2 separate regions of the Homo sapiens genome follow, and region 1 is linked to region 2. A link is a loop called in an ENCODE intact Hi-C map of the cell type or tissue named here. Cell type or tissue: CD14-positive monocyte. All regions are shown on one strand. Links, peaks and the distances in the headings refer to the core of each region. The heading gives the core; the rest is flanking DNA. Region 1 has its middle 37 kb from the start of SORL1. Region 2 overlaps SORL1 (sortilin related receptor 1).

Region 1 (16,589 bases), core at 2,006-7,005, 160 kb after region 2:
GCTTGAAGCCAAGAGTTCGAGACCAGCCTGGGCAACATAGTGAGTCCCTGTCTCTATAAAATTTTAAAAAATTAGTCAGGCATGGTGGCACGTGCTTGTAGCCATAGCTACTCAGGAAGCTGAGGCAGGAGCATTGCTTGAGCACAAGATTTGGAAACTGAAGTGACCTATGATCATGCCACTGCACCCAGCCTGAGCAACCGAGCAAGACCCTGTCTCTAAAAAAAGAAAGGAAATCCTGTCACATGCTGCAACATGAATGAATCTTGACGACATTATGCTAAGTGAAATAAGCCAGTCACAGAAAGAACAAATACTATATGATTTCACTTATATGAGGTATCAAATGTAACTAAGTCCATAGAGACAGAAAGTAGTATGGTGGTTGCCAGAGGCTGGAGGCAGAAGGAATAGAGTTGTTGTTTAACGGGTATAGTTTCAGTTTTGCAAGATGAAAACATTTTGGAGACTGCACAATGTGAATATACTTAACACTGCTGAACTCTACACTTAAAAGGGGTTAAGATGGTAAACTTTATATTATGTATATTTTAGCACCGTTAAAAAAACTTATTATTGGAAAATAATGACTTCTTAAATCAAGATTAATAGCATGTAACCCACACACTACTTTGTTTGAAAAAAAAAAAGATCAAGAATAATGACATAAGTGTATGTACATATTAATAAAAACTGCCTAAGCCAAAAAATATCAAGTATCTCTTACGTAAGCCATTTCACCCCTAAGCAGCTTGAGATATAATATCTGCAGGTGGCAAATTCTGCTATCAGGGACACAATTTAGGAAAAATGGGAAAGCATCCATCATTCTTTCAAAGTTTCTCAACTACCAAAAATCTTATCCATTCCATTCAACCAAACAGCATGTATTGACCCTTGACTACATTTATAGCAATATGCTAGGTACCATGGACATATACAGACAGATAAGACACCCACCAAAACTTCTCTCTCCCCTTTCCCTCTCTCTGAGTCAAAAATCTCTTCCTTCCCTTTGATCTTTGCCTAATTTTCTCTTTGCCACGCCTAAGATATGGTTTCTTTGCTCATACAGTCTTGGTCCATGTTTCTCTGAGCCTCTGAGACCTGGAAAATTGATATTGGCTGGTTGTTGGTAGAACTATTTGCTCTTCTTGAGTGTCATTTTTCCTTGCTACCATCCTTAGTAGGCTGCAGGCTAACCCTTCATTTCCTTTTAGGTGCTGCTTCAATTCCTCTTGCCTCTGATAATTCTCAAAGAAGACCTACAATATATTCAGGCCACTGCCCAATTTTAGAGACATTTCCACCCTAGTTGTCATGGTCAATGTCTGAGCTTTAATGCTTCCTCCTGAGCCGTGGTTCATCCAGCTAAGTCATGCTTAATGATAATTAGAAAAGAGGTGACCGACAGGGGGATTTGAGTCCATGGCTTAGTCATCAGGGAGAGATATTTTTTACTGCTAACTCATATGACAAATCTGTGAAGCACTGTTGGCTACCGTAATTTATTTTATTGAAGTAAGAGGTTGTGTTTTTTCTAACTTTTCAGTTGAGCTTACTGACCTGTATAAAGTCAGCAAAATCAGGTAATTTTGTGTACGCATCTTTGTAGAATCTACACTAAATACTGGCAATTGAGATGAAGTGGATACAGTTGGTGTTCTTTAAATATTTACATCCCAAAGCTGATACAATCACAAAACAGTTCACCACAATGCCATGAAATATTGTATGCTCATGGATTATAATGACTGATTAATTCACAATTGCTTCCCAGGTAAGTTTTAGAAACTAAGCACCAAGGCTCCCCTCTTTGCAGACCTACTGGCCTACCCTGGAATTGCCAGGTGCTCAGCCACTGATCACAATAACAGTGAGAACATTCAGTAGCACCTTCCTAAGTCTTTGGCTTAGTTTTCCAACTGTTGTACTCTGGACTCCCCTCTTTAGTGACTGGTAACTTGGCGTTTTAATTCAATATTAGGCTTCAGATGGCTATAATGTGTTAAGTAACTCTTTTTCACAATGCACATTTATTGAGTTCTCTCTTAATATTCATCAGACATTCCTTAAGAGGCCTCTCAATGGCATGGAAAGGCAATCTGGTTTTGCAGCACATATCTGCACACATCTGTCCATTCCTCAGGAGAACTATAACCACAGCCTGAGTCCCTCCATTTTTCCATATTGCCTTTGGGAGCAAATTTTAAAAACTTAATCCTGCATTTGATAGGTCACTAGCATTTATCTGAGTAACAAGGCCAGTTTCCTGCTGTGCTAAACCTTTCAAAATCATACAAAGCTTCACCTGTATGTTCCTAATCCCACTTCCACATCCTGGCATGGAGTTTGATGTCATAGCCACATTGCATGGGTTTATCCTGCAGAGTGCAAGAGGAAAATCATTCTGGATTTTAGAGAAGAAAATCCAAGACAAGAAACAGAGGTAGCAAGAGAGAGATGTCACTGGTGCACCACTAAAGAAAAACCTCAAGCTGCCAACGTCAGCTCTACAGAGAAATGGGGACTGAAACCAAAGAGAGGGATTTCAGACCTGTGTCAGCTGAAATCTAAAATGCAGTCATTCATTTAGACAATAGCTAGGAAGTTATTTTTATGTATCAGTGACTTTGAAAATGCAATATCAATCATGGTGTTATTTCTCTTGGACCTGGGGCGAAAGGACTCAAGTGGAAGGTTCCCATTACCACAGCGGTATTTCAGGGAGTGAGGAATTTGGGAGGGAGGAAAAACAGTATGTCCCTCATCTGGGGATTTTCTCTCCTCATAACTGATCTTTTAAAATCCTTTATGTAGGGATTTTGCAAACTGACTATGAAAAGGAAAGCCCCACTATCTCTTACTGTGCCATCAACTCACACTGTAAAAGGAGCAAAAAGTGTTTTAAAAGCCAATTTGACCAGAGCTGACTTATTTTACTTTGTTTATCGACAGATGTCAATATCTTTATATTTCTTATCTCCCCAGTGGACTGTAAGCTTCGGGAAAGGCAATAGCTCTGGAATAGTTACTGCGCTACTGGAGTAGTGCCCATCAGACTGTGTGTAAATGAGACTTGGCTGTCAGTCACCCTGGGAGGCGATGCACATTCATTCTCAGGATGCTGCTATTGCTCAACTGATTTTTAGAACTCTGAGAGGGAAGAATTTTCTAACCCTTTCCATTTGCCTTTAGAATTGGTTCATATGTCACCCCAAAATCAATTTTTTATACTTTATAATCATCATATTCCTTTTTTTTTTTGAGATAGAGTCTTGCTTTATTGCCCAGGCTGGAGTGCAGTGGCGCGATGTGGGCTCACTGCAACCTCCGCCTCCTGGGTTCAAGCGATTCACCTGCCTCATTCTCCCAAGTAGCTGGGATTACAGGCATGAGCCACCATGCCTGGCTAATTTTTGTATTTTTAGTAGAGACTGGGTTTCACTATGTTGGCCAAGTTGATCTCAAACTCCTGACCTCAAGTGATCTGCCCGCCTTGGCCTCCCAAAATGCTGGAATTACACGAGTGAGCCATGTCTAGCCACATTTCATTTTTCAAAAAAGCTTTATTGAGGTATAATTTACATATAATAAAATGCACTCACTTTAAGTGTACGATTAGATGATTTTTAGTAAAGTCACAAGTATGCAACCCTCACCACAATCCAATTTTAGAACACCTCCATCGCCTATTCCCATCCCTAGCCCCGGGCAACCACTAGTCTACTTTCTGTCTGCATAGATTTGCCTTTTCTGGATACCTCGTATAAATGGAATCCTATCATATATGATCTTTTGCGACTGGCTTATTTTGCTTAGCATAATGTTTTCAAGGTTCATCCATGTTGTAGTGATGCAGATGCACCCCAAAACTGGAGCTTAGCTTGGTGGGTTCTTGGTTTCACTCAGAAAAGAATTCAAGAATCAGCTGACAGTGAAAGAAAGCAAGTTTATTAGAGCAACAGTGTACATCACAATGGCTGCTCCATAGAGCAGGGCTAACCCATAGGCAGAGCAGGGCTAACCCGTAGGCAGAGCAGGGCTAACCCGTAGACAGAGTGGCCCAGAGCAGCAGTGTACAGCAAGGTGGCCACTCCATAGGCAGAGCAGTGCTGTCCCATAAACAGAGCAGCCTAGAGCAGCAGCAGCAGCTGCAGTCCCAAGCAGGAGCAACAGCTGCCACAGCTGTCACAGATTGCTGGCCAGCTATATTTTTGCCTACTCTTAACTAAGTGCTAATTATGGGATTATTCAGAATTTTCTCGAAAAGGGGCGGGGAAGTTCCTGGAACCATGTAAGGCAACTTCCCACTCGTTACCATGGCATTTGTAAACTGTCTTGGCACTAGTGGGAGTGTCTTTATGCTAAGGAGCAGTGAGGGCAACTAGAGGTTGCTTTCGTCACCATCTGCTGGTTTCCGCCAGTTCCTCTGCTACATCCTGTTTTGATCAGAAGGGTCTGATTGGAAAACAAGTCCATCTACCTCAGTAGCATGTATGAGTACCTCATTTCTTTTTAGGGCTGAATAATATTCCATTGTATGGATATTATCACATTTTGCATAGGCATGGACATTGGAGTTGTTTCCAGTTCAGGGTTATTATGAATAAAACTACTCTGAATATTCACATATGTTTTTGTGTGGACTTATTTTTTTAAAATCAGAAAATATATTCCTCAATTTTATCTTGCCTCTACTCTCAGTGGCTTCGCAACATTGAACATATTCAAAAGAATGAACCATAGGCTCTGAGGTGATGCCCAAAGAAAAGATGTTCTAAAAATACTTTCTACGCAGATAACACCATTGGATTAAGAATATTATCTCCTGAAGGCCGGGTGTGGTGGCTCACGCCTGTAATCCCAGCACTTTGGGAAGCCGAGGTGGGAGAATCACAAGGTCAGGAGTTCGAGACAAGCTTGACCAACAGGGTGAAATTCCGTCTCTACTAAAAATACGAAAATTAACCAGGCGTGGTGGTGTGTGCCTGTAATCCCAGCTAGGAGAATCACTTGAACCCGGGAGGAGGGGTTGCAGTGAGCTGAAATTGCACCACTGCACTCCAGCCTGGGCAATAGAGTAAGACTCCATCTCAGAAAAAAAAAAAAAAAAAAGAGTATTATCTCCTGAAATAATTGTTCTAAAGATGACAATACTCATTTGATATATAAACATAGGTGTATTGTTTGTAAATAGTTAATCTCATGTGTACAACTTAATTACAGCACGCTTGTGAATCTGCAACAGTTTAGCACAGTATTTTGCAGATAGAAGCTGCTTGATAAATATTTGCTGACTGAGTTTTTAAATGCCCATAGTGGTTCCTCTTGGAAAGTAAAATATCAAAAGTTTCAATGTTTAACAGCCTTTTCCCATTTTGTATAAACAAAGCCAAAGCCCTCCGAGAGAACATGACAAGCTATCCAAAGAGCTCCAAGTCACAATTATCTATCAGACAGCCTTATTGATCTTCCTTCAACTTGAGAGGCCTCAGGCAAAGCAATTGCTCTGTAGGCTTGGAGGGGCAGGAAGCATTTGTGTGGGGCCTGTGGGAGCATTGGTTTCACCACTGAATTATGCCTCCATGAGAAACAGCCAGAGGAGCCCAGCTCTTCTCGGCAAGGGCCCTGCCCCTTGCTGGCACGTTTTCTTAGAAGTTGACTGGCCCGGATCCAACATTGGCTAACTTCCTCTCGGTTGCTCCCTTGCACACTGTTCCAAGCCTGTGTGGTCAGATTTGGGCTGTTAACTCAACAGACTCCAACCACAAGGAAACTAGAACCACCCGGTGTCCCCTCTTGCTGACATTCTAGCCACCTTGTTGGCTCTGGGCAGCTGTGAATGCATCTGGGCCTGTGGTCTGTGGGCTCTGAGGCAGCACTCAATGAAATCCCATCTTTAATTGGACAAATGAAGTGTCCTCCTCTGGGTTTCCCCAGTGCTCAAGAAAACAGTGTATGAGAAATGTAGCCAGCGTGTCCACCCACAGCATGAGCTCTTGTGTGCCTCTTCCTTAGAATGGCCGCCCAGGCAGTAGGACCACAGCCCCCAGCACAGGAGAACCCTTCATCCAGGTGTTCAATGCCTCAATAGTTTTCCACTGTCATGTAATCATAAGTTGATTCTGTTTTAATTTTCAAAGCACTTTTTCAAATAGATATCAAGTCACTATTAGCACAGATTTTATAACATTTTAAAATGTATTTAAATAATTATAATTATTTCCCATCACAAAATATTAAATTGCATTCTTACTAGATATCAATTAAAAAATCAATGCACTCAACATTTTCTTGTTTCTTCATTACTTGTTTATCTCCCTTAAAAAAAACTATCAGGCCAGGCGTGGTGGCTCATCCCTGTAATCCCAGAACTTTGGGAGGCCAAGGCGGGTGGATCACCTGAGGTCAGGAGTTCGAGACCAGCCTGGCCGATATGGTGAAACCCTGTCTCTACTAAAAATACAAAAATTAGCCAGGTGTAGTGGCACACGCCTGTAATTCCAGCTACTTGGGAGGCATGAGAATTGCTTGAACCCAGGAGGCGGAGGTTGCAGTGAGCCAAGATCATGCCTTGGCACTCCATCCTGGGCAACAGACCAAGACTCCATCTCAAAAAAGAAAAAAAAAGTATATATATTACTCATTAGCCAATTAAAATTTTTTTCTAGCATTGCTGCTGTCTTAACAACTCTATTCTTAGAATATTAGAGTGCTCTCTACACCTTCCTTTTTTTTTTTTTTTTTTAAATAATAATCCCTAGAAGGCCAGGCACAGTGGCTCATGCCTATAATCCCAGCACTTTGGGAAGCTGAAGTGGGAGGATTGCTTGAGGCAAGGAGTTTGAGACCAGCTTGGGCAACATAGCAAGACCCCATCTAAAGAAATAAATGTGCAATAACTGAATAAAATATTTAGTGTTTGTCTTTGACTTTGTGGCTCACTCTCTGCAGGGCACCTTTATGTTTGTTTGCCTATGTCCACACCTTCACCTCTCTCCTGGTGATACTCTGCTCCCTCCTCTGTCCGTGTGATCTGGGTGATTCTTTCCTCTTCTTACCCAACTATGACTTCCCCACCCAGGAATTGGCAGTGACCCAATTTGACTAATCAGAGCCCTTTTCCAGCTGGAACTGAAGGGGGAGAGGGCTTTTTGCTCTGGGATGAAAATATTCTGTTATTTGTTTAAGAAAGTCCCAAATGGGTTTTATCACTTGCAACAGAAAGCCTTGACTTACATACTTACCTTTCCCTACAATCCTGGTCACAGTCTTTCCAGTCCTGGAACTTTATTACTGACTATTTTTTTTGAGTCAGGGTCTTTCTCTGTTGCCCAGGCTGGAGTGCAGTGGTGCGATCTCAGTTCACTGCAGCCTTGACCTCCCGGGCTCAAGCTATCCTCTTGCCTCAGACTCCTGAGTAGCTAGGACCACAGGTGTGTGCCATCACATCCAGCTAATTTTTTTAAAATTACGAAATTTTTAAGGTGGTACTCACTTATTCTCCCCATATTTCCCAGGCTAGTCTCAAACTCCTGGGCTCAAGCAATCCTCCTGCCTCAGCCTCTCAAAGTGCTGGGATTATAATTACTGATTTTTTTACTTAGCACATTTTTAAACTGTCATGATACTTTTGCTTTGTTTTCTTTTCATTTTATAACCTAATGATTTTTAGTGGCTCTGAGGATCACCACAGATGAGAGATAAGAATAGGAAGGTGTTTAGAAACTCCATCACTGTGGGACATTGTAGAGAACTGGGTGTTCAACTAGGAAAAAGAACAAAACAGCCTAGAGGAAGGGGTGGTAGATATAAAGCTAGTTGCAATTATCCGAAAAGCTTTTAGGTGGAGAGAGTTATTGTTTGTCATCCTGTAGGGCCATTGATTGCTGTAGTTGGAATTTATGGAGAGGCTGACTTCTGTTCTTTATAAAGAGAATATACTTTCTAATAACCAAGGTGTCCCAAAAATGAAACAGGCCTCCACTCAAAAATTAAGAATCCCAGGACTTAGATGTTATCTTTTTAAGGACTCCTGGGCTAGGAATGTAACCTCAAAGATCCTTTTAGTTCTTCAAAGTCTGCGATGTTGAGATGGAGATGAAGGTGAAAATGTTGCTGGTGAGAGAGCTCAGGAATTCTGCCTACGGTTCGAACCAGCCTCTGTCTTATATAGAAACAGGTCCAGATCCCATATCCTGCCATGATCATTAATTTCTCTGACCTCATTCTCTTTCAGTGTTGCCTGTTATAATTTTTATTTGGTATAATAGCAATGTAAGATACCTGGAAAAGGATACCTAAATAATTTAAGTGGTAGCTGGAGGAACTTGCATCTCTGGATCTTGGTATTCTTATGTGTAAAATGGGGAACTTGGACTATCTCAGAAGTCTCCAGGCTTTCCTAGTAGAAATTGAGAAGTAATCCGCAAAGATGGACGGGTGAGAAGATGCAACCTCCAGTGTTCCACATGCAATGCTTTCCAGCTGCCTCCAGACATTGGAATTGTCTTACTGCAGGAGAGGTACATGGAGGGAAGGAAGGCTGAACATGAGGAGATGTACACAGAACTGATTATATAATTTGCAGGGCCCCTTGTTCAAAATAATAAGAATTTCAAGACTGCAATAGTAGAACATTGAACCAAGCATGGGTCCTTGTAAGTGTGGGGCCCCAGGCAACTGCACTAGTTGTTCCTTTATGAAGCCATCCTGAATATGTTACAGGCCAAGAGGCTGTGGCTCCCCATGTAATGAAAATTAACATAAGGCCAAGCAGGTTTCCTGGACAAGGATTCTATTTTGGGGCTTGTGCTAGAGCACAAGAGAGACAGCCAAAGGGAGATAGCAGAGGCAAAAGGATTCTCCAGCTGGCTCTCTGAAAAAAAGCTGTTAGGGATTATTATTATTATTATTATTATTATTATTATTATTATTATTATTATTATTATTATTTTGCCTTGAGATGGAGTCTCACTCTGTCACCCAGGCTGGAGTGCAGTGGAACGATCTCGGCTCACTGCAACCTCTGCCTCCCAGGTTCAAGCAATTCTCCTGCCTCACCCTCTTGAATAGCTGGGACTACAGGAGTGTGCCACCATCCATGGCTAATTTTTGTGTTTTCAGTAGAGGTGGGTTCACCATATTGGCCAGGCTGGTCTCAAACTCCTGACCTCCTGATCTGCCCACCTCGGCCTCCCAAAGTGCTGGAATTACAGGCGTGAGGTCAGGAGTTTGAGACCAGCCTAGCCAACATGGTGAAACCCCATCTCTACTAAAAATACAAAAATTAGCCGGGCATGGTGGTGCACACCTGTAGTCCCAGCTACTTGGGAGGCTGAGGCAGGAGGATCACTTGAACGTGGGAAGTGGAGGTTGCAGTGAGCTGGGATCATGCCACTGCACTGAGATCGTGCCACTGCACTCCAGCCTGGGTGACAGAGCAAGACCCTGTCTCAAAAAAACAATAAAAATAAAAATGAAAAAGTTAAAGAAAAAAAAGGAAGGTGGGATAACTTTGCTTGCTGAATCTTCTGGCTTCCTTCTTTCTCCCATGCTGGATGCCACCTTCCGCTCCTCCTGCCCTTGGACATCAGACTCCAGGTTCTTCAGCCTTTGGACTCTGGGACTTGCGCCCGTGGCTTTCCGGGGTCTCTTGGCCTTTGGCCACAGACTGAAGGCTGCATTGTTGGCTTCCTGGTTTTTGAGGCTTTCAGACTCAGACTGAGCCACTACCAGCTTCTCTCTTCCCCAGCTCACAAACGACCTATCATGGGTTTTCATGATTGTAATTGTGTGAGCCAATTCTCCCTAATAAACTCTGCCTTATATATATACACATGTATCCTATTGGTTCTGCCCCTGTGGAGAACACTGACTAGTACGGTGGAATGCAAGAAAGAATGCCGTAGTAGGGGTGAGCTGAAGCCAAGCTCCATCCCTACCCTGTCTCATGACAACACCCTGTATCAACTGGACCAGTTTAAAACAACTCATTTGAGGCTCCTTGTCTAGATGATTTCAAAACTCTCTTTTGGCTATAATAGAAGATACTTCAATCAATAAATCAATTAAAAGCTTTGCTGATCATCTATATATTAAAAAAAGTTGTGATTCTATGAGTAAGTAATAGAAAAAAACACATAAATGCAGAATTACTAAATATCTCTGAATCCTCCAGAACTGGGGGGGATTCTGGGATGATTGTGGCTTTGACTCATTATCACAATCTGTTTCAAAGAGGCCTGCCAAATAAGGAGATTTGCCTGCACTTTTTTTTTCTTTTTTGAGATAGGGTCTCACTCTGTCACCTAGGCTGGAGTACAGTGGTGAGATCTCGGCTCACTGCAAACTCTGCCTCCCAGTTTCAAGTGATTCTCCTGCCTCAGACTCCCAAGTAGCTGGGATTACAGGTGCACACCACCACGCCTGGCTAATTTTTGTAGTTTTACTAAAGAGAGGGTTTCACCCTGTTGGTCAGACTGGTCTCAAACTCCTGACTTCAAGTGATCCACCTGCCTCAGCCTCCCAAAATGCTGGGATTACAGGCGTGGGCCACCACGCCAAGCTGCCTGCACTTTTTAAACAGACATTTTATCCCCATTATCCCCATTTGTCTTTATTCAGAATCACACACATCCATTTACCCTTTCCTCTGGGATTGGGGTCAATGAACCACACTTCTCTTATTCATTTCGCAACTATTTACCACACTGGAAATATGTTAAGTGCCCCACAGTGTGCTAAGTTCTGTAAGGTACTGGGAGCCAGGCCCCAGCCAGAGATGACTGGTTAGGGAAGGGGAAGAGTTGGCTAAAGGCAGGGAATATCATGAGCCAAGGCGTTAAGGTCAAAATCTTAAACTGGGAAATGGCAAGGAATCCAGTGTGGCTAGAGTATAAGGTGTATATGAGGGAAAATGTAGGAGGTGAATATGGCAAGGGAGTTTGGAGCCAATAGTGGAGGCTTGTGAATGCCATAATAGTTAGTCCTTGAGCCTATGAATAAAAAGGAGTTTTTGAGCAGAGAAGTGCCAAGTTCAGAGCTGCCCTTATAGGGAGTTAATTTGTCAGTCACATCCAGCACTAAAAAGTGGTAGCTATTATTATTATCATATAATTATGTAATCATTAGGACATTTATTTAGAAAAAGTAACCAAGAACAATGTACAGCAATGCCATTTCCCTACAGCGTCCTCCATGTGGAGCATTATCAACTCTTCTTGTCTGTCTCTCCATTTAGTGAGGCCTTTCTTAATTTCTCAGTGTGGAGGTCTTGCTCATCATTCATTAAATTCATACCCATGGATTTTTTTACACTGTTTTATATATATATTACTTTAAAAATCATTTTCAATTTTTCATTATTAATACGTAGAAATGTAATTGATTTTTATGTTAAAATTCTATCCTATAAGCTTTGAAAGAAATAAAAATATTTTACCTCCAAATATTTCTTTGACATATTTTGAGATGGCTGTCAGAGGGCCAGCAAACAGAAGTGGCCCTGTAAAGCTGTCTTATTCCTTCCCATCAAAGAATAAAGGTTTTTGCTTTTTGAAATCTTTGAATCATCACTTTGGCTACATGAATCACTATTATTTCACAGTGAGCTGTGATCCTATTTTGAGCAAGTGTTTTAAACCTTTAGTATCTGACAAACTTTCCAAAATCAAAATTTCAGATTTGAAATTTTCAGGGAGATTTGCATCTGCAGAGAATCTGCATTGATGCAGCCAGGCCTTCCTTTGCCCAGATCTAGGAAAGATTCACTGAGAGACTGACATCTTTAAAGGTCTGAAAAGAAGCATTACCATCTATTCTCTCTGAAGACTGCTACCTGTGAGGTTTCATCTCCATACAAGACAACCTTTGGTGGCCAGGCCTCTTCTTCTTTCCTTCCCAGGACTTCTCTTGCCACCATCACCTTTTTTTTTTTTTTTTTTTTTTGAGACAGAGTCTTGCTCTGTTGCCCAAGCTGGAGTGCGGTGGCACGATCTTGGCTCACTGCAACCTCTGCCTCCGAGGTTCAAACGATCCTCCTGCCTCAGTTCCCCTAGTAGCTGGGATTACAGGCACGCACCACCATGCCCGGCTAATTTTTGTATTTTTAGTAGAGATGAGTTTTTGCCATGTTGGCCAGGCTGGTCTCGAACTCCTGACCTCAGGTGATCCACCCACTTCCGCCTCCCAAACTGCTGGTATTACAGACGTGAGTCACCGTGCCTGGCCACCATCACCATATTTACCATCATAACCTGCTTTGGGTCATGCTCTGAGCCGCATTCTCTCTAACCTCAAGATGGTATAGAAGCTTCTGCACCCCATTGGAGGATTGGGTCTTCATTCTGAAGGCTCCTATGTCATATAAAACTGTGATCAAATACATCTGTATGCCTTTTTTTCCTACTGTAATACTAGCCTTTTGTGAGTTGATTTTTCAGTGAAACTTCTGAGGGCAAAGGGGGAGTTTTTCCCAGGTTTGCCTCAAACTCCTGGGCTCAAGCAATCCTCTTGCCTCACATCCCAAAGTCCTGGGATTACAGGCATAAGCCACTGTGCCCAGCCTATAAAGTTTTATTAAAATTAGCTGTAACATTAATAATACACTGATACAAAGGTAGAATTAGGTTTTCTCTTTTGAACAAGATTTTTGTGTAGTATTAAGGGATAGTAAAATATTTTTTGGTGTACTTTTGCGTAAACTGAAAAAAAAAAAAGGTGGGGTAGAGGGAAGAGAGGGAGAGAGAGATTTTGTTTGCCTAATGGTTTCTATTAGGTCTTATGATTGTTTTGAAAGCTGTATTCCTTCCCATCAAAGAATAAAGGTTTTTGCTTTTTGAAATCTTTGAATCATCACTTTGGCTACATGAATCACTATTATTTCACAGTGAGCTGTGATCCTATTTTGAGCAAGTGTTTTAAACCTTTAATATCTGACAAACTTTCCAAAATCAAAATTTCAGATCTGAAATTCATTCTTTTTGACCTCAAACTAACTTTTTGAATGTTAGGGCCCCTAGACATCCAAGAGAGACATATTACGCTTATTTGGTATGTTAAAATCATATGGAAAGCATTATTAAATAAGAAATGGTGTTTAACTTTTGGAGGGTTATGTTTGTATAAATATGTTACTAATATGTGCTCCAAATTGTATGATTTCCTAAAATTCTGATGTGTCTTGGTATACATTATCAATAATAATTGGAATTATTATGTTCAATTGTTGCATGCCATAAAACAACGAAATGTTCTTGTCAATTGTGTCTGTATTTATGGCTAAAACTTTTGTCACTCATAGACAATTATTGTTTTACTTTGATTCTTCTTTTAAAAAAAGCAGTTTATAATGAACTACGGTCCAAAATTTGCTTTCTCTGAAAGAAATTCAGGGAAGGTCTCCTGAATACAGTTTTCTAACTTTGGATATCATACCATTGGACTAGGGAAAAAAACCTTCCAGGATTCTAATTAAAAAGCTGATGTGCTCATGAGGATTGCTAACCCAACATCAAGCAGAACAAGAGCTAATTACATGGGGCTGAACTAAGAAAGGACTAAAAAACTTTTTGTTTGATACATAGCTAATTCTTTTTATGTTTTGATTTCCAGAGTCAAAAAAAAACAAAAAAAAAACAAAAAAAAAAACAAAAAAAAACAAAAAAAACCCTTTTCTTTTGAGCTATTTATAGCTTACAAGAAATTGGGTAAAGTATACTTCGTGAGCAAAATTTGAAGCATTTATCTTTCTTTCTACCTGATATCTCCAGAATTTGGAAACTTTTTTGATTATTCTTAATTTAGGACAAGACAGCTATTTGCGTACATTCAATATGAATCTGTATTCTTTTGGAGGATTTGACTGGAATGGAATATTTTCAGATATGACCAGATTGCTTTGAGGAATTGAAGTTGACTTTATAGAGCTAATAAAAAACCCAGTTTCTTTGCAAGTTTCCTGACCTGTGTACCTTGACTGAAAAGGTACCTTTACAAGGTACACAGTTTCTTCACAAGGTTCCTGACCTGTGGTAAGTGACGAGTGTTACTTTCTGACGTGCCCAGGAACCTCAAGTTATTTTGGGACCTCAAGAAGAGAAGAATTTACCCAATTCATACAGGCATTGCAGACAGTCAATGATTAATGACAAATCCTTGCCTTGGTTTTATAGCCTCAAGGCTTTTAAAAGTCTAATCTGAGATTTCTTATGAAAATGTTTCCACAAAGCCAATTTGAGAAAAGCCTGTATGGTCAATCACTATTCTTGCTGCACTTTATGCAAATAACCAGGCCAAGTATAATAAGATAAAAACTTATTTTACAAATAAATTTGTCCTGCTATGATTTGTCTTTGGTAGAAATTTGCGGGACTGGGCCAGGTGTGATGGCTCACGCCTGTAATCCCAGCACTTTGGGAGGCCAAGGCGGGCGGATCACCTGAGGTCAGGAGTTCGAGACCAGTCTGGTTAACATGGCGAAACCCCATCACTACTAAAAATACAAAAATTAGCCGGGCGTGGTGGCACATGCCTGTAATCCCAGCTACAAAGGAGGCTGAGGCAGGAGAATCATTTTAACCCGGGAGGTGGAGGTTGCAGTTAGCTGAGATCGCACCATTGCACTCCAGCCTGGGCAACAGGAGTGAAACTCTGTCTCAAAAAAAAAAAAAAAAGAAATTTAGGGAACCGGAGAGAGAAAATTATGTTTCAAAGGAAAACTGTAGAACATCTGTTATTAGATTCTAGCCTTGTTCATTGTTTTTGAGATTTTATCATTTGCCTGCAACTTGTACTGGATCCTGAATTCTTTCCTGGCTACAAGTCTCCAAACTAATGTTGTCAAATTTTTATTTAATTTTTTTCTGACTTGGAATTACTAGAAATGCGTTGACAAACAACAACAACAAAAAAACTTTATAAAATATTTAAAGAGGCTTATCCTGACCCAATATGAGTGACCACAGCCCAGAGAACAGTCTCAAGAAATTCTGAGAAAGTGTGCCCAAGGCTGTCAGGTTATAGTTTTGTTTTATACATTTTAGGGAGACAGAAGTTACAGGCAAAAACATAAGTCAATGCATATAATGTGTACATTGGAGATGTCCCGGTAAGGTGGGACATCTCAAAGCAAGTGCTTACAGGTCACAGGTGGATTCAAAGATTTTCTGATTGGCAATTTGTTGAAAGAGTTCAGCTTTGTCTAAAGATTCGAAGTCAGTTGAAAGACATGCTTGAGTTCAGATAAGGGGGGTTGTGGAGGCCAAGGTTTTGTTATATAGATGAAGTCTCCATATAAAAATCTTTAGAGGGAATAGATGACAAATATCTCTTTTCAGAACTTAAAAGGTGTCAGAAAGTTAGTTAATCTTTCCTAGGTCCAGGAAAGTCCTGACTGTATTAACAGAGATTCTCTACAGATGTAAATTTCCCCCACAAAAGCTGGCTTTGCGGGGCCATTTAAAAATATGTCAGAGAAATATATTTTGGGGTAAAATATTTTGATTTCCTTCAGGATCGGCTGTCATGTGATGCTATGTTTGAGTCAGGTTGGAATCTGGTTATCTTCTTGCCACAAAGAGTCTATTCTGTCAATCTTATGATCTCTATTTTAATGTTAATGCTGGTCAGTCTTGCCTAAACTCCAAAAGGGAAGGGGCATAATGAGGCATGTCTGACCTCCCTTCCCATCATGGCCTGAAATTTAGTTTTATAGGTTTCTTTGGAATCCGCCCCCGGCCAAGAGGGGGTCTGTTCAGTTGGTTGGGGGGCATAGGATATTATTTTCAATTTATAAATTAAAACTGTGTTTTTCTTAAAGTCCTTAAAATCGAAGCTAGACAACTTTAATAAACTTTGAGAGAAATAACATCAACTTATATATAAACAGACTTCATGCCTGATGAGGTATGCAGTACTCAGAAAGTTCACTTGAATACCTAATTCAAACTACAATTCAAAAAAAAAAATCTTTCTGATTGTCATAGCAATCTGAAGATGCTTCAGAGACCAGAAAAACTATGGTACAAGCTACTACAGACATGGCCCTTTGTTTTTCTTCTGTTTCCATACAAATATCTCTTATTAAAGATCTGCTTGCCTGGATCAGATATAGAGGCCTAGCCCATCTGCAATGCCACCTCCTGGAATGGGACACAGCTGTTTAACTGAACTGATCTATTCTCAGGACTGAGAGACCGACTAAAGAAGAAATGGGACGTTATATTTAAATTTGCTCTTTTCTGCTTATCCCAATTTGTCTTTTCACTCTTTTGCCTATCTCTATCTAACAACCTCTAACCCAAAACTCTCCAAAGCTATCAGCGTTGGCTCTTAATATGTAAAGTTTTTTTAAGTTTCAAAGTAGGAACTGGAGGAAATAAAAATATTTTATCTCCAAATATATTTCTTTGACATATTTTGAGCTGGGTGTCAGAGGGCCAGCAAACAGAAGTGGCCCTGCAAAGCTGTCTTTTGTGGGGAGATTTGCATCTGCAGAGAATCTGCATTGATGCAGCCGGAACTTCCCTTGCCTGAATCTAGGAAAGACTAAGAGTCTGATACCTGTAAAGGCCTGAAAAGAAGCA
Region 2 (16,589 bases), core at 6,372-11,371:
CCTGTGGTCCCAGCTACTCAGGAGGCTGAAGTAGGAAGATGCCTTGCGCCCAGGAGGTCAAAGCTGCAGTGAGCCACAATCATACTACTATACTCCAGCCTGGGTGACAGAGTGAGACCCTATCTCAAAAAAAAAAAAGAAAATCACTTCTAATGAGGCAGTCATAGATAGCCTTTGCAAACTGAGCTCTGTGTAGAATAGTTCCTTGAGGATTAGGTATAAGTATGAAAATGTGTTTTAATCCTGTAAAAAGTAATCATTTCTGGGAAATTAGCCAAAGGATATCAAACAGAAACAGTAAACAAGCACCACTATTTGGAGAAATGGTTAATGTCACTAGGTAGAAAAAGTATTTTAAAAGAGGTATAAATCAAAACTACATGAGGCAAACACACATATTACATTAGTGGAAGCAACTAAAAAGATACAAATCTAATATCAAGGAGACTTGGGGAAACATGCAACGTTTTACTGGTAGAGACACATTTGATGTAATCCCTTGGAAACCCAATTTGGTAACAGAGAGACTCAAAAACTGGTCAGAACCTTTCACCTTACAACTCCATACTGAAGAACGCCTCTCAGAAAATATCTCAAAGAAAAATCAGGCCATTTCCAAAGACACGAATAGTGGTACTAGCATAACAGTATAAATCTAAAAACCTCAAACACCCAACCAGGAAGCAACCATGTAAACTAGGTTATGGTAGCATAAAGTGAATATGCATCCTCCATGAAAATGCTTACTACACAAAAACAGAGTTGCATAAACATCTTTACTTAAGGAGTAGAATGTATAACAACATGTAGACAACTAACATCCCCTGAAAACTTGGAATGTTTGGCAAAAGGATAGAGAACCTTAAACATATTTGGTTTCAAAAAACATTTTATATATTTTGTTTACGTGGCAGCATTTTATATAGTTTGTGTGTGGGGCAAACTGCTTGCCTGCAACTCTTAAGACTATATAATATAATCTGATACATCATATGGCAATATAACATAGAAAGTAGATGGGCTTATTTGGTTTCAGAGTGTAAATACAGGCATAGGAGAACAGCATTTCATCCCCTGGCTCTCTGTGGCCTCTCTTCCTGAACAGCAGACACTGGGGAGGCTCAGGGAGGGAGCTGGGGAATTTGCATTTACCACAGTTGACTGGATCCTCATCGGAACCATCCTGGCAGTCCGTATCCCCGTCACACGCCCACCGCTGGGGGATGCAGTGCCCGTTTCGGCACTGGAAGTTGGAGGCCTCACAGGTGTGATAGATGGCTGTAACAGAGAAGAGAGACACAGTCGCACACCCCTCATCTCCATCCCCCACCAACTGTCCAAGGGGGTGGGCTGAAAAGAGGTTTGCATGAGGTAGGAATAAGGTCTGAACTGTGGGAGCATCTGGGTTTCTCCTTGGCTGAGAATTGGGCACTTGGGCTGACCTTGGGCAGCTCCCTCGGTGGACTTGAGCCTATGGATTTATAAACATGACCCAGGCCATTGCCCAGGGACAGATGCACACGTTAAAAAATCACTTGCTCTTCACGACAACCTACAAGGTAAGGATTATTCCCCTTTCACAAATGAGAACAGGCTTAGAGAGAATAGGAAAATTAGAGATCATTAAGTAGTAACACCAAGGCAGTCCAAGGCCCAAGCCTGCACTTCTTCTGCTATACCCTGGTAGTTTGCCTTCTCACCTAAGTCCTCTTACTCATCCAGATGCTGAGAAATAAGGAGCGGCAGCCTGTGCTCAGGAGACGGAGTCCTGGACCTGGTGCAGCCACTGTGTGGTGATCTCAAATTCACCATCCTTACAGTGAAACCTAAGGGCCCTGCTAAGTTCTGGAAGGCCATACATTACAATTCTTTAAAAAAAAAATCCAATTTCAAGTGTGAAAAACCTCAGGCCAGAGGAATATAAAAGAGTCATCCAAAATCACAAAGAAAGCAGGCCTAAGAACTTGAAATTGTCTTTCTGTAGAGTTGAGAGGAACATCTACCAGCCAATAATATGTGGTGTCCACTATAATCACTAGAAGCAAAAAAGAAGCTAGTGAAAGAGAGTCACTGTTAAACATGAACAGCCTCCTCTGCACACATGGGCTGAGGCCACCTGGAAGTCATTTAGAACCACCTCAAAAACTCAGTCAAACACTAGTTCAAATGCGTAATATGTGCCTCCAACCCAACCAACACTCCTAACGGTCCTCTCCATCTGATTTCCTCTTCCTCCTCTGAAACAGAAAGCTGTTTGTGTCTGTTCATTGCTGAATGCAAGCCAGGACTGGCCTTGTTTACAACCAGCATAAGATAATAGAACCTAGATAGACGGACTCTCTGTTAGTTTAACTGTGTGGAGAGGATGACACCACAACGGAAAGAAACAAAACACACAGAAGTGGGTTGCTGAGAGCAAACTATAGTTTTCTATTCAACTGAGACAGTTGGCAGTAAGCTGCCCAAGGACTGGGAAAATTGGTTTATGATGTCCTCAGGAATTTTACTGCATTTGAGGCTATTTTTTGCAATGGTCAGAAATCCAAAGAACCTGATTTTTCAAACCACTTTAAAACAAGTGGTAGCTCATTATCTATGTCTTCCCATCTCTCCAAGGACCAAGGCTGTATTTGGCAGCATGTATATACAACTATAAGAAGTTTCAATATTTACAACCTTTGGCACTCAGAATCCATTAAACATCTTTAAAAACTATACTTATTTCTGATAAGAGGAATAAATGTATCATGCATGTTACATGAGTTTCTGCCCCAGTAACAGCCATCGCCTGGAATACTTTTGATTTATTCGTGTCACAAGTCTGACAGCCTTTCAAAACATCCCTCACCGACACCTTGCTCACATTCATAAAATATAAAGTTGCCTAAACCAATTGCCATACTAATCTAGTTATTATTCAGCCTCTGCATTTCATTTTTAATTGAAAACCATTTCAGAGTGCTAGTGAAGTTTCCAAATGACAATTCTGGGAGGCATGGCTGAGATCTCCAGATTCTATCACAGAAGCTGAGCTCAGAAAGAGTAATCAGTTTGCATTCAAGTGGCCAGGTATGGCTGGAATACATAACGCATTATCTTTTTCTAGATTTTTCTATCTTCTTAGTAACTTATGAGCTCTGATTTTGAGTGCCCGGTAAATACTGCATGCTTAATACATATTTTTTTTTTAATTACAAGGATGGAAGAGATGGACTTTAATCCAGACTGAAGAATTTAGGGAAGAAAAAGAATCCTCTGCATGGTAGGATTCATTGTAACTATAAGAATGGTGAAGTTCGTGTGGTAAACAATCGTGGAAATCTAACATCAGTTTCTAATATAGGTCAATATCCTACAACTTAATCTTTGACTCAGGCAGAACTTTCCTGATTCATCAAGACCTGCTGGAATGCCTGATTAAAAGCATTAACCAAACATGAGCAGAGTAGAATGGATGAAATAAGTAGTATAACAGGGAAAGTACTGCCTTATTTCTTACAAAGCGCTAGACTATAAAGAAACGCATGAGGCGTGGTAGCTCATACCTGTAATCCCAGCACTTTGGGAGGCCGAGGAGGGTGGATCACTTTGAGATCAGGAGTTAGAGACAAGCTTGGCCAACATGGTAAAAACTCATCTCTACTAAAAACACAAAACTAGCCAGGCCTGCTGGCACACATCTGTAGTCCCAGCTACTCGTGAGGCTGAGGCAGGAGAATTGCTTGAACCTGGGAGACAGAGGATGCAGTAAGCCAAGATCGCACCACTGTACTCTAGCCTGGGCGACAGAGACCCCGTCTCAAAAAAAAAAAAAAAAGTGTATGAGAAGGGGACCAGGTGCAGTAGCTCATACCTGTAATCCCAGCACTTTGAGAGGACAAGGTAAGAGGATCACTTGCACCCAGGAGTTCGAGACCAGCCTGGGCAATATGGCAAAACCCCATCTCTACAAAACATACAAAAATTAGCCAGGCATGATGGCACATGTCTGTAGCCCCAGCTACTCAAGAGGCTAAGGCGGGAAGATGGATTGAGCCCAGGAGGTCAAGGCTACAGTGAGCTGTCATCGCGCCACTACCCTCCAGCCTGGGAGACAAGACAAAACCCTGTCTCAAAAAAAAAAAAAAAAAAGTAAGTGCATGAGGAAAAAAATGACTATCATCACAATTTGAATGATTAATGACAGAGAAGAAAAAACATAAAGTATTAAAAAAAGAACACTGAAAAATAAAAGGCAGATTTGAAAAAGAACCAAACAGAAATTCTAGATACAAAACGTATACTCATGGAAATAAAAAAAACAGCTCCATGTATATGTGAAACAGCAGATTAGAGTTAGCTGAAAAGAGAATTGTTGAACTGGAAGATAAATCTAGAGAAGTCGCTCAGATTCTAGCACAGAGTCATAAAGAGACAGCAAATATAAAAACAGGAGGGAAGAGAACAACAGAATGAGGCAGTCCAACGAATGGCTTAGAGTAACTGCTGAAGACAAGACCAGAGAAAGTAGCCAACAGGTATAGTTGAAGAGTTAGTAGCTGTAACTTCCCAGAGTTGTCTTTCGAAAAATTCTCAGATCTTAAAACAAACAAAGTCTCAAGCAGGATAAGTAAAAATAATTCCACACCTAGGTAGGTAAAACTAAGAGCAATATAACCTAAAGGTAATTAGAAAGAAAAGAGTGTCTGTTATTATTTGAACAGACAACTAAGAGCAGAATTCAAATCAACACAAAAGAGGCCAGGAAGAAATGGAAGAATTCTATGAAAATACGGAAAATTACTAAAAGCCTAGAAACCCAGACCCATTTGAATTCAAGATTGAGGATTAAATATATGTCTATAATAACAAAACCTTGAAAGAGTTTGCCACTCATAGACTCCTGCTGCAAAACCCCTGAAGGATGTACATTGGTGGGAGGCATTAGCAACAAGACACAGAGGTAGTTGGTAATACCTGTGTGCCTATGCAGAAGTGTGGTTATTTAAAAAGAGTAACAGTGAAGTTTAGGATTTTTTAATATAAAACTAAAATACTAAATATTTAGTGTTTAAAATACTAGGTATTTTAGTACTGGAACTGTAGGCAGAGATTTGGATCAAATTCTAAAGTCCCCATATATCTAGGAGAGAGGAAAGATGTTAAGAATACAAATAAAATGTCTACAGGTAATTGTCCTAAAAAAACACACAGAAATCAGATGTACACGTTTAAAAACAATAGCGGTGGGTTGAGGTGAATAAAGAAACAGCCTCGTGGAAAGTAAAAGTGGCGAAAAGAAAAGCAAAGAGGACGCACAGCAGAGTGCGCATCCAAGCTGATGCCAACAGGAGGTCAGCTACCTTGACCTATTTCTTTTGGCACTGTACGCAGCTTAATTTAGTAGGTCTGAAAATGAGGTGTCATGCCACACATCACCATGAGCTCACATCTGACCTCCAACTATTTTGAGATGACAGAGAAGGTGGATCATCCTTGAAAGGTTTGGAAGAACAGCCCTTGGAACAAGGCTGCAGCTGAGCAGCAAGGACTCTTAAGTTTTCTCCAGTTTGCCTTGCCGGAAGAAAATCAGAGAAAAAACCAGGAGTTTATACAAGCTTGCCTATAGAAATGAAGTAATCAATTCATTCTGTAAGACCGGCACATGCTGCTGAAATGCAAATTTGAGTAAGGCAGTTGTGTTAACAAGATGTTCAATCATACTGCAATTTACAAACTGCAATGTCCAAGTGCACCCTTCTAATCTATTAACTAAGTATCCATCCAAACCCAAAGCTTCCAAACAGCATTCACGTGTTTCCTGTGCCAACGGCAGCTCCTTTATGGGCCTCGGTTCTTCCTCCTTCTGCAGACCATGCTTTAATATACAGAGAGAAGCATTTTCCTGCAGTCTTTTCAGAAGCAGAGGTGCAGACACAGAGGCTGCGCCAGAAAGAACATGGGTGGACTTTACAAGCGAACAGGATTTGGTAACACCACAGAATATCCCATGTGATGTATATGGCATTTGAAGAGATCTATTCACTCCCTTAAGGCCATATGAGGTCACCTCCAAACTAAAAGGAATGGAGGGAAGCAGTTGCATAAAATTACTCAATCCACAAAGGTTCTCTGAGCACATACTCTATTATGTGCTGGACACTGCAGAGAATACAAAAGAGTAAAAGAAGAGGTCATCTCTCTCCGTGGGGAAGCAAGTCTAAGCCAGAGCATAATGCACAGTTATTTATCCTTAGGTCTGAGATATAACAGATGTACCTTCTTTGTATTTCCTTTTACCAATTAGTAGGCGTGCTTTGAGCCGCCAGATGCCGGGCAGTGTAGGAAGTGCTGGGATACTCTGGGGGCAGAGGAGGTTAAGACATGAGATTTAAAAGTCCAATAATTCACAAGATTAATAGCTGGCTTCAGATAATTGAGAAGATGACTCAACAATGAATTACACAATGAAGTCTGAATTATCCGAGTGTAAAAACAGATCTGTCCTTACCATGAAATGTTTAAAGGAAACATCTTTATCTCCCTAGTCCAAAATCACTAGAGGGGTTCAAGACAGAACTGAATAACAGCTTCTCAAGGAGGCTGTAGAGCAAATTTACTCAATGAGTAATAAAATCTGGAACAAAAATTCCTTAATTTTTGTTTTTTGGACAAATTACAATGGGGTACAAAGTGATGATTATAAAATGGAATTTGTTTTCATTTCTCCACAAGCTTCTCAACTCCTTGCACTACCCACTGCCTATCACCCCCAGTCTGCCCTGCCCCATCATAATATATCTGGCCACCATTCATCCACTCATTCATAAAAATAATGTAATGAACATAAGCGAACCCAACAAAAGAATGAGAACACTACCCCTACCTTATAGCACCTAGCACATTCATGTTGTTTCCATCTTTACTTTTAATAAAATCTTACCCAAAACGGGTACAAACACAGTTTACATTTTCCTTGTCTGGGGAACCCCCTGATGCTCCATTTTAAAAAACATGAGCTAGTTCAGTGCTTACTCAAAGTATGGACCCCAGCCGAGGGGCTGGTCTGAAAACTGTTTAACACTGGTCCTGAATGAATAAGAAGCTTGAGCCAGAACATAAATCAACGATATCACTCAGAACACTGTTTAATCAGTTGAAAGCAGGGTGTTGATTTACATTCTGGCACAGGTTCCTTATCTCATCAAAGACCAGCTCTTTGAGAAGCATGAAACTCGCTGATTTCTAAGGTCCAAGCTAATTCTCAGAGCCTAGATTTTCCGATCGTTTAAAGCTATAATGTTAACCACTGCATGAACGGATGAGTGCTGTCAACTGAGTCCAGGAAGTACTGACCGGTACAGTTGGCTTCATCAGACCAGTCCCTGCAGTCGTTGTCCCCGTCACATACCCAGGAGGAGCGGATGCACATGCCGGAACTGCAGTTGTACTCGTCACTCCGGCACTGGTGCATTTCTGCAGGTGAGACCATAAACAGAGAGGTGAGGACAAAAGCTTGTTCAGAATTTTGTCTCTGGTGTCAAAGCTCTCATAAAGGATGGAGATGGACCCGTGATCACCAATGATCCACAGAGACCATGAACGAAGAGACTTTTACCAGGGACAAAAGGTCATTTAACAGCTTCCAGTCAGTGTGCTGCAAATGGGTTACAGGTGGGCTGAGATTCTGAGACCCTCAGACCCTTAGAGCTGCTTGCCTCTTGACAACAGCATCCTTGTCCATTCATCCCAGTGCTCTCCACATATATTATTTTCTATGCTTGCTATGATGGGAAGAAGGTTAGGAAGCAGTGATAGAGGAGGCCAGGAAGTAGAACTTTCAAGAAACAGAGGACTCCTACAGACACAGCCTGTGGTTTGAGAAAAGGAGTGCCGAGAGGTCTGCATGAGCTGATCACCGTGAGATGCTCAGTCAGAGAGAGTAAAATCAGTGCTGAGCTCCCAAAACGGAGGAAACATAACTCGGGACTTTCTGTGGGCAGAGCTCCAGGGACACGGGTGGATGCGCTGTCTCTAGAAGGGTGGGGGCCTGGTAAGAACCAACCAGCAGAGCTTGACCAAGAAGGGGAAGGAGGCTGCCCTGGCAATAGCCTTCAAAGCTCCTGGGGAGATCATGAAGACAGAATGCTATAGGCTGAGCTTATAAACAATAGCAATTTATTTCTCTCGGTTCTGGAGGCTAGGAAAATTCAAATGTTTATACTTCATATGTTGAAACTTCAAATTTGTATGTTGAAACTTAATCACCAATGTGATATTATTAAGAGATGGGACCCCTGTGAGGTAATTAAGTCATGGGGGCAGAGCCCTCATGAATAGGATTAGTGTCCTTAAGAAAGAGGTGGGAGGGAGCTGTTCACTCCTTCTGCCACGCTTGCGTACAGATAGAAGCATTTCCCTGCAGTCCTTCCAGAAGCAGAGGTGCCATCTGACGCTGCAGTGAAGGTACCATCTATGAGGAACAGGCCCTCACTAGACAATAAGTCTGCTGGCACCTCAGTCTTGGACCTCCCAGTCTCCAGTACTGTGAGAAACAAAATACTATTGTTTATAAATTACCTACACTAAGTATTTTGTTATCACAGCCCAAATAGACTGTGGCATAGAACTTTCACATGGAGTTTACAGAGCGTCAGAAAACAGGAGCAGCCAAGCGTGGGGCCCAAGGCAGCCGTCTCAGTCATTCTCGCCAAGAGGCTTGTTGATGGCAAAGCTAGTAAATCAGATATTTTTGAGGAAGAGTGTGGAAACTTACGAAGAGGACCTGCATCAGAGGAAGGGGCTAACCGGGACCCTGGGATGAATTCAGGACAAACTAGTAAGAATGAGCCATGAACAGAGGATCAGGGGGCTGAAACTGCTTCACAGTCAAACATGTACCCAGTACGTGAGCTCAATGATACCAGAAAGAGGGAACCACGTGAAGTTTCCTTCTTACTAGGGCAAAACTAGCTACACATTTCAACCTTCTAAGAGTGCTGGGAAGGAAATGGCAGGGATGAAGGGGAAATAGTTGCACATTCCAAGGACATGTTTTCAGGCACTTGAAGAAGGAAAACTGGGAATTTTTTAAAAACCTTCCAAGAGCCAGGCTAGGGGTATTTTCTGTGTGGAAATGGCCTAGGCTCTGCTCTGCTGGTTAACTTGCATTGAGATGATTTACAAGCTGCCCTTGCTCCCCTTATTTCAGCTGCTGTGAGTCAAACCACCTGCTCATAATCAAGCAGGCTGTGTCCATGTGCGTAAGCACAGCGTGGCTGGACCTGCCCCCCGTGGACAGGGAGAGAGGGCACAGTAGGGCCCCGCCAACTCATCACCACGTCTGGGTCAGCGTCTGACCTCCACTCTCACTTCCCTCTCATGCCTCAATCTGGCACACCATGCTGATTGCATAATGTCTCCTTCGGAGGTCAGCAACTATGAGTCTGGGACCAGGGACTGTTAACTAAGATGGGTCTCATGAAACTGACAAGGAGGTACTGTGCAACAGAAATAGTGGAGGATTAGAAAATGGGAGACATGGATTCCAGTTCCCCATTCTGACACAAACTAATTGTGTCACCTTGAATAAGCCCCCTGACCTCTACAGACCTCAGTCACTTTAGAAAGTAGAAATTAAAAGGATTGGACCAGAGAATCTCTATCATTCCTTGGAATTGTAACCCACTGTTTTTCTAAATATAAAAATGTCCATTCAGAAAACAGATGCTCACTCAATGCCTATACCATCTGCTAACTTCTAATAATAACAGAGTTGAATGAATTAAATTGGTTAAAAAAAAAAGAACAGTTCACAGAGGTGCAGATTTGTGTCTTCAGCAGGCTAATCTCACACCCACTGAGACATGTGGGCCAAGCCTGTAGAGCTGTTAATAACCCCCTGAATTCATTCAGAAATTTACTTCCTTACCATCACCTTTCATCCTTATAGCATCTCTCCAAGGCAAAGCAGGGTCCATTTCCCCATTTTTCAGACTAGAAAACAAAGGCTAATCTAAGAGTAAGTGACAGGAGCTGAGTCCAGGCTCCATCTTTTCTGACCATGAATCATGAGGATTCAGTTCTGCTGGAGACACTTGATCCAGAGTTAATGGGAATCTAGGGTCCCATCCAGAGTTAATGGGAATCTAGGGTCCCAGTTCGCAAGTGTCTCCAGCGAACTGAATCCTCGTGAAAAGCAGCAAACAAACTCTTTAAGAATGGACAGAGAAATGACTCAACCCCACCATGTGGATGGAGAAAGCCATTCAGCTAGAATATCATAAATCCTGAGACGGCTATCAGAAAACCAGTACATACCAGTACAGCCCTGTGAGGGAGCACAATGACCCCCCTCTCCAGAGCAGGGTTTCAGGATGTGATGTCCCCTTACCACAATGACTTTCATCACTGTTGTCTCCACAGTCATCCTCAAGGTCACATTTATAGGACAGTGGGATACAAGTCCCAGACTCCTGGCAACGAAACTGGGTGTCCAGGTCACAGATGGTGGTAGCTAAAATGGGATAGAAAGACAACATATTCCTTAGGTACAATTGATTTCCCACAAATGTAAACATCCTACTGGAAAACCAATTAAAAAATAGAAGAAAGCAGGTATTAATTGTAGCAACAGAAATTAAACCTAGACTTACAGAAGACATAAATTACATGAGAGCTTGAAATTTACAACCAAGAGAGATAAGGGCATATCTTTCTGTGGACAGCTTCCAGATCGGAACAGGACGGGGAAAAGTGAGAAACTGTCATCTGTTGGCGAGAGAGAGTGACAGGCTAGGTGACCTCCTAAGATCCCTTCAGACGCGAAAAGTGTCTTCCTAAATAAGTGACAGAAATACCTTTATCTATGAAACTACGATTAGAGAAGCTCAATTTCACACAAGAAGTTAGCACTTCATTGTACAGATGGTAAAGGCAGCATGGAGGTAGAATTCTACAGTAGGAACATAGGCTCTGTCTGCAGTCAGTCAAGACTGGGTACCAAATCGTGGCTCTACCTCTTCCTGGGGAAATTAATTTTAATCTCCCTACGGCTGTTTTCTCAACAGTAAAACTGGGTAAGATAATGTGTCCTAGTGCTTGAGATCACAGTCAGAGAGACTAGATTTGTTTTTCTGTTTTTTGAGATGGAGTCTCGCTCTGTTGCCCAGGCTGGAGTGCAGTGGCGCAATCTCGGCTCACTGCAACCTCCGCCTCCCAGGTTCAAGCGATTTCTCCAGCCTCAGCCTCCTGAGTAGCTGGGATTACAGGCACCCACCACCAGCCCCAGTTAATTTTTGTATTTTTAGTACAGATGGGGTTTTGCCATGTTGGCCAGGATGGTCTTGAACTCCTGGCCTCAAGTGATCTGCCTGCCTCAGCCTCCCAAAGTGCTAGGATTACAGGCATGAGCCACCACGCCCAGCCAGAAAGACTAGATTTGAATTGAGTCTGCAACCTACAACTTACTTAACCTGCCTTTACTTGGTAGCATTATTATGAAGATAAACCAGGGAACAAGTTTGGAACCAGAGCCTATTAAATAGGATGTAAATATAATGGGCTCTAAACAAATGTCACTTCTCTTCCTCATCATTCCTCATGTCCTTCTGGCATTAGAATGGATACAGAATTAGATTTTTCTTCCTCTCCTAAGTAGATATTTCCTGTGCTTAAGCACAATCCCTGGCACCCCGTGAAACACCCTCCAGGAAAGGCGAGGGGAAGGCAGGCTGCTCTCAGGAGAGTGAAAGGCTGACCCAGGAGGTAAAATGTGGCAGAACAGAATGCTGGCACGGGGGAGGGGTTGTCGTGCACGAAATGCCAAATAGCAATGCTGCCGTTAGACATCCTGGCAGCTCTTATTTGAGGCTCCATTTCTTCTCTGTAATTGAGCTCGTGGTGGGAGGCAGGGGATGAATGCAAAATGACAAGACTGCAGGGATTCGCGTCAAAACCCTGAGTGCCTGACAGTCACCCAGCTAGAGGAATCTGTGTAAGAGGGAGGGAAACCCACTGACAACACCCTCCTGCATCCCGGTGTCCCCCCTCCTCCACTGCTCCCTGGCAGCTGGCAGGGTGCCTCACTTAACTCCCCACATGGCAGTACTCAGTCACTGCGGTCCAGCTCCTGCAGCCCTGCTTAGAAACAGGGAACCTCTCTCCTCCACACGCAACCTCCTTGATGAGGGAGACACACATGCAGGCACAGATAAGCCCCTCTCTCTTGACTCCCAGTCTCTGAGTTTTAAATCCTTCTGGTTCCTCCTCTCCACGCCTCAGCTCCATCTGACATGTGTAGACCTGAGCCAGGTGAAACAGGGAGACGACGGAGCAGAAAGTAGGTCTCGGGGTCTCTGGAAAGTGAATCCCAGCTGACATTCACGCCAAGCTGGGAGGAGGGCAGGGCCAGCTCCATCCTTCATGCACAACTGTGCAGTCTGCAACAGAGCTCAGGGGCTGGGTGGGAGGAAGCCATTGGAGGCAGCAGGTGCCTCCCAAAAGATGCAGGTCTTCATTCCTCTCAAAACTCGGAGCCAATACAAGATTCAGCTTGTCCATTTAGTAGAAACCAAGCCCAAGGGCACAAGGAGGAATGCTCTGCCACCTGTGTCCCTCACTCTTGGATATGAGGTCATCTGGTTTGTATCTCCCTGCTTCCACTGTGCCTAATTATGTCTGGGCAATTTCCTTGTAACTTGTTAATTCTAAGAAGCATCTTCTATCCCACCCAGATATGTAATAAACTCCTTTCCATTATCTGCTTCAATGCTGTTAATAAGCATTAATGTTTTTAAAGAGCTTTGGCTATTCCCCCACAAATATCACACCTTCCTGCAACTCTGATAAAGGAGGCTTTATAGGCCTTATTTTTTGCAGAAAAGACACAGAGAGGCTAGTGCTTTCCCAAATCTGCCATTCAGCAAATAAGCTCTACTCCCTCGGTGTGAAAGGCACCCTCTGAATCCAAGGGAAAACGATTAAGGAAAGGCTTTGTAAATAACCCTCTATCAGCCAAAAGGGGGAGTCTATAGGATTGCAGGGCCCAGATGTGTTTAATGAGCTGGATATTTCACAAGTTGCTTTCTGGGTGAAGTGGCAGGGGAGCCGGGCACAGGCCCCACGGATGACTGGCTAAATGAGTATCTAGAGCTTCCCATTAATCTGTTCTTACAGTACAAATGGGTAAATGAGCCCCTGGGTTGCCAAAGGTAAAATATATAAAAGAGAAGCCTCTGACTTGGTTCCTGCTTCTGGTCTCTCTCCATCAAACGCATTCTGCCCACTACTTATCCTTCCAAAGATGAACTTTCATCACATGACATCAGTGGTTCCCAACTGCTTCTCCGATAAAGTCCACAAAGCCCTTGCTGTCCTGGGCGCTGCCCACTCATCTAACTTCACCTTGGCCCCTGTGCCCATGCCCATTCTCCATAACTCAAACCAGTTTCCTGGCCATGCCAGCTTCCCCACATGCTGCTCCCTTGCCTGTGAATTGATTCCCTCCACCTCTGCTTGGTTCACCCCAGACACTCTCCAGAGCTCTTTGCTAGGGCCTGCCCAAGTTTGCTTTGGGTGCCCATCCTACATGCATATGACACTTCCGCATCGCAGTGCCCGTCACTCTACTGTAACTGCCTATTTTTCTGACTCCTACTTCAGACTGTGAACTCCGTTTCTGCCTTGATCGGCAATATATATGCAGGCCCAGCACAGAGCCTGGAACACAGGGTGTATAGCAACTGCTTGTTGAGTGAGTGCATGACTGACAAAAGGGCAAATCATCTCCTTATAAGATAATGTCGAAGCTATTAAAAATTAAGTGAAGAAAAGATAGTGAAAATTCATGGTTAATAAACTATCTGTTATTTGTGGTTGTTTGGTTTTAACTTCTGCTAACCACAGTCTTATACTTTAGAAGTCAGATCTTAAAAATTATACAGCCTAAAGATGACACTTACATGGCATGTACACCAATGGCCCCACACTGTAGGCCAAGCTATGCATTACTAACCAATGAAAACAATCTCTCTTGAGCCTGGTAGGTAGCCAACATCAACCAACTGGAGTAAATACTCATTTCCCATCCCTAAAAAGGCTGAATATTGAATTTCCAAATCAAAGAATATCACCTGTTTACTCGCCCCAAGTCACCAGCTTTATTACAGAGCCACAGCCAAGATTAGAGCCCAGATTGCCAAATCAATTCAGTTTCAGCCATGTGACGTTTATTTATAAATCTCTTGTAACGAGTGGTACTTCTGGGGTGGTTAAAAAAATATTATGTATATAATATTAATCCTATATATCTAATATCTACCTGTGTATGGAAATATGTTTTCTCTGTCATCTAAGCCCCATCAACTTAGATGGGCATCACCAATCATGGGTGGCCCTCGCCCTAGACCTTAGGCCCTCAGCCTGGGAAGAGCCAACCAGGCTTCTGAGTAATGGTAAGTGCTTAACGTCCAATCCAGAAGACTCACGGCAGTTTCTCTCATCGCTCATGTCTCCACAGTCGTTGTCAAAGTCACACCACCAAATGCTGTTGATACAGTTCCCGTTGCTGCAGCGATACTGGTTGCGAAGACAGGTGTTCTCTACCCATCAGAGTGCGGCAGGGGAGGAAATGAAACCAATATTATTCTTACTGCTGGACCACAGGTCTTTCTCTTTTGAGTTTCCCTCCCTTTAGTAACTATCGGGGGAAATTCAGCCAGATATCGGGTGAAATTCACCCCCGATATTTCACATAGGTTCTTTTCTATTTTCCCTAAGTGTCGGCCGGTCTGAGAAATAAAGGGACAGCGTAAAAAAAGAGAGAAATTTTAAAGCTGGGTGTCTGGGGAGACATCACATGTCGGCAGGTTCCGTGATGCCCCCTGAGCCGTAAAACCACCAAGTTTTTATTAGTGATTTCAAAAGGGGAGGGAGTGTACGAATAAGGTGTGGGTCACAGAGATCATGTGCTTCACAAGGTAATAGAATATCACAAGGCAAATGGAGGCAGGGCAAGATCACAGGACCACAGGACGGGGCGAAATTAAAATTGCTAATGAAGTTTTGGGCACGCATTGTCACTGATAACATCTTATCAGGAGACAGAGTTTGAGAGCAGACAACCAGTCTGACCAAAATTTATTAGGCAGGAATTTCCTCATCCTAATAAGCCTAGGAGCACTACAGGAGACTGGGGTTTATTTCATCCCTACAGCTTCGACCATAAAAGATGGCCGCCCCTCGAAGCGGCCATTTTAGAAGCCTACCCTCAGGGACGCATTCTCTTTCTCAGGGATGTTCCTTGCTGGGAAAAAGAATTCAGCGATATTTCTCCCATTTCCTTTTGAAAGAAGAGAAATGTGGCTCTGTTCCGCCCGGCTCACCGGCAGTCAGAGTTTAAGGTTATCTGTCTTGTTCCCTGAACATTGCTGTTATCCTGTTCTTTTTTCAAGGTGCCCAGATTTCATATTGTTCAAACACACATGCTCTACAATTTGTGCAGTTAATGCAATCATCACAGGGTCCTGAGGCGACATACATCCTCCTCAGCTTACGAAGATGACGGGATTAAGAGATTAAAGTAAAGACAGGCATAGGAAATCACAAGGGTATTGATTGGGGAAGTGATAAGTGTCCGTGAAATCTTCACAATTTATGTTCAGAGACTGCAGTAAAGACAGGCATAAGAAATTATAAAAGTATTAATTTGGGGAACTAATAAATGTCCATAAAATCTTCACAATCCACGTTCTTCTGCCATGGCTTCAGCTGGTCCCTCCGTTCGGGGTCCCGGACTTCCCACAACAAGTAACATGATGGTAAAGGGGGAGGAGGAATGCCAAGCACACGTGTCTACAGGGAAGGAAATGTCCCATACTAGCCTCTTGCTTTCCTCTTTTAGTTAAAATCAAAAGAGAGGAGGAGGCTGGAAGAAATATTTAGAAGCAGATACAATGCTTTAAGAAGGATAACCACAATACCAGTTGAGTCTATTGGGTAGTGAATACAGTACATCAACATTATAAAATACTAATTACACACAGAACTCCTTAATGGACTGTGTCTACACAGAATTAAAACATACAGATTCAATATATCTATAGGTATGTTTTTATATACATAGTTATATATATCCATATATATTCTATCTATCAAGCAAATGAGTTATGAAGATTTTCTCAATACTCTGAGAAATTTTTCTGCCCCATGACTACTTTAAAGCAAGCAATTAAAATTCCTTACAGAAAAAAAATGTATAGTTTGGCAAACTGCATCAAGGACATGCGATGATTGGTCTCATATTTGGATAATCAAAGGCATTCTAATGGGAAATATGGAGTAGCTTTCTTCCCCTTCTCTTGGAATTTAGTGTTGATTCTATTTCTTTCCAAACAGTTTTAAGATTGTATCCATAGCCTGAAAGAAAGTCTCTTGTTTCTAAGAAAGAAAGGCTCATCTTTTTTCTGTTTATATTTCTTAAGGAAGATTGACTAAAAGGCTTGTATTGTGTGTTTCACTGCCTTGGACTTGGGCCGCTGTGAGAAGCAGGGTTAGGATTACAAAGCAAATAGAGTAGGCACAGTGGCTCATGCCTGTGATCCCAGCTCCTT

The links. Hi-C counts contacts between places; a loop is a spot of excess contacts. Peaks named below come from ENCODE experiments on the same cell type or tissue, not always from the same donor. Only the 100,000 strongest peaks of a DNase experiment are listed, where the experiment ranks them.
Region 1: a loop joins it to region 2, with 6 times the contacts of the local background. A loop is called at or near these places in 3 of 110 quality-filtered maps.

Annotation. Positions count from the first base shown.
Region 1 is chr11:121,406,522-121,423,110 of GRCh38, reverse strand. No RefSeq gene overlaps it. Among named protein-coding and RNA genes, the nearest start is that of SORL1, 37 kb to the left of the region's middle. RefSeq lists enhancers at 15,347-15,848, 16,136-16,589. In CD14-positive monocyte, for the core only: no CTCF peak of the experiment used is centred there; DNase peaks (open chromatin) are centred at 3,090, 4,370 and 5,690; H3K4me3 peaks cover 2,623 bases; H3K27ac peaks cover 3,509 bases.
Region 2 is chr11:121,568,147-121,584,735 of GRCh38, reverse strand. SORL1 (sortilin related receptor 1) reads right to left here. Exons shown (of 48, transcript NM_003105.6): 23 at 14,466-14,579; 24 at 10,373-10,495; 25 at 7,336-7,455; 26 at 1,153-1,278. Among named protein-coding and RNA genes, the nearest start is that of SORL1-AS1, 120 kb to the right of the region's middle. RefSeq lists a silencer at 7,862-7,941 and enhancers at 12,991-13,490, 13,491-13,992, 14,453-14,622, 14,733-14,782. In CD14-positive monocyte, for the core only: no CTCF peak of the experiment used is centred there; DNase peaks (open chromatin) are centred at 6,395, 8,015, 9,325 and 9,985; H3K27ac peaks cover 3,161 bases.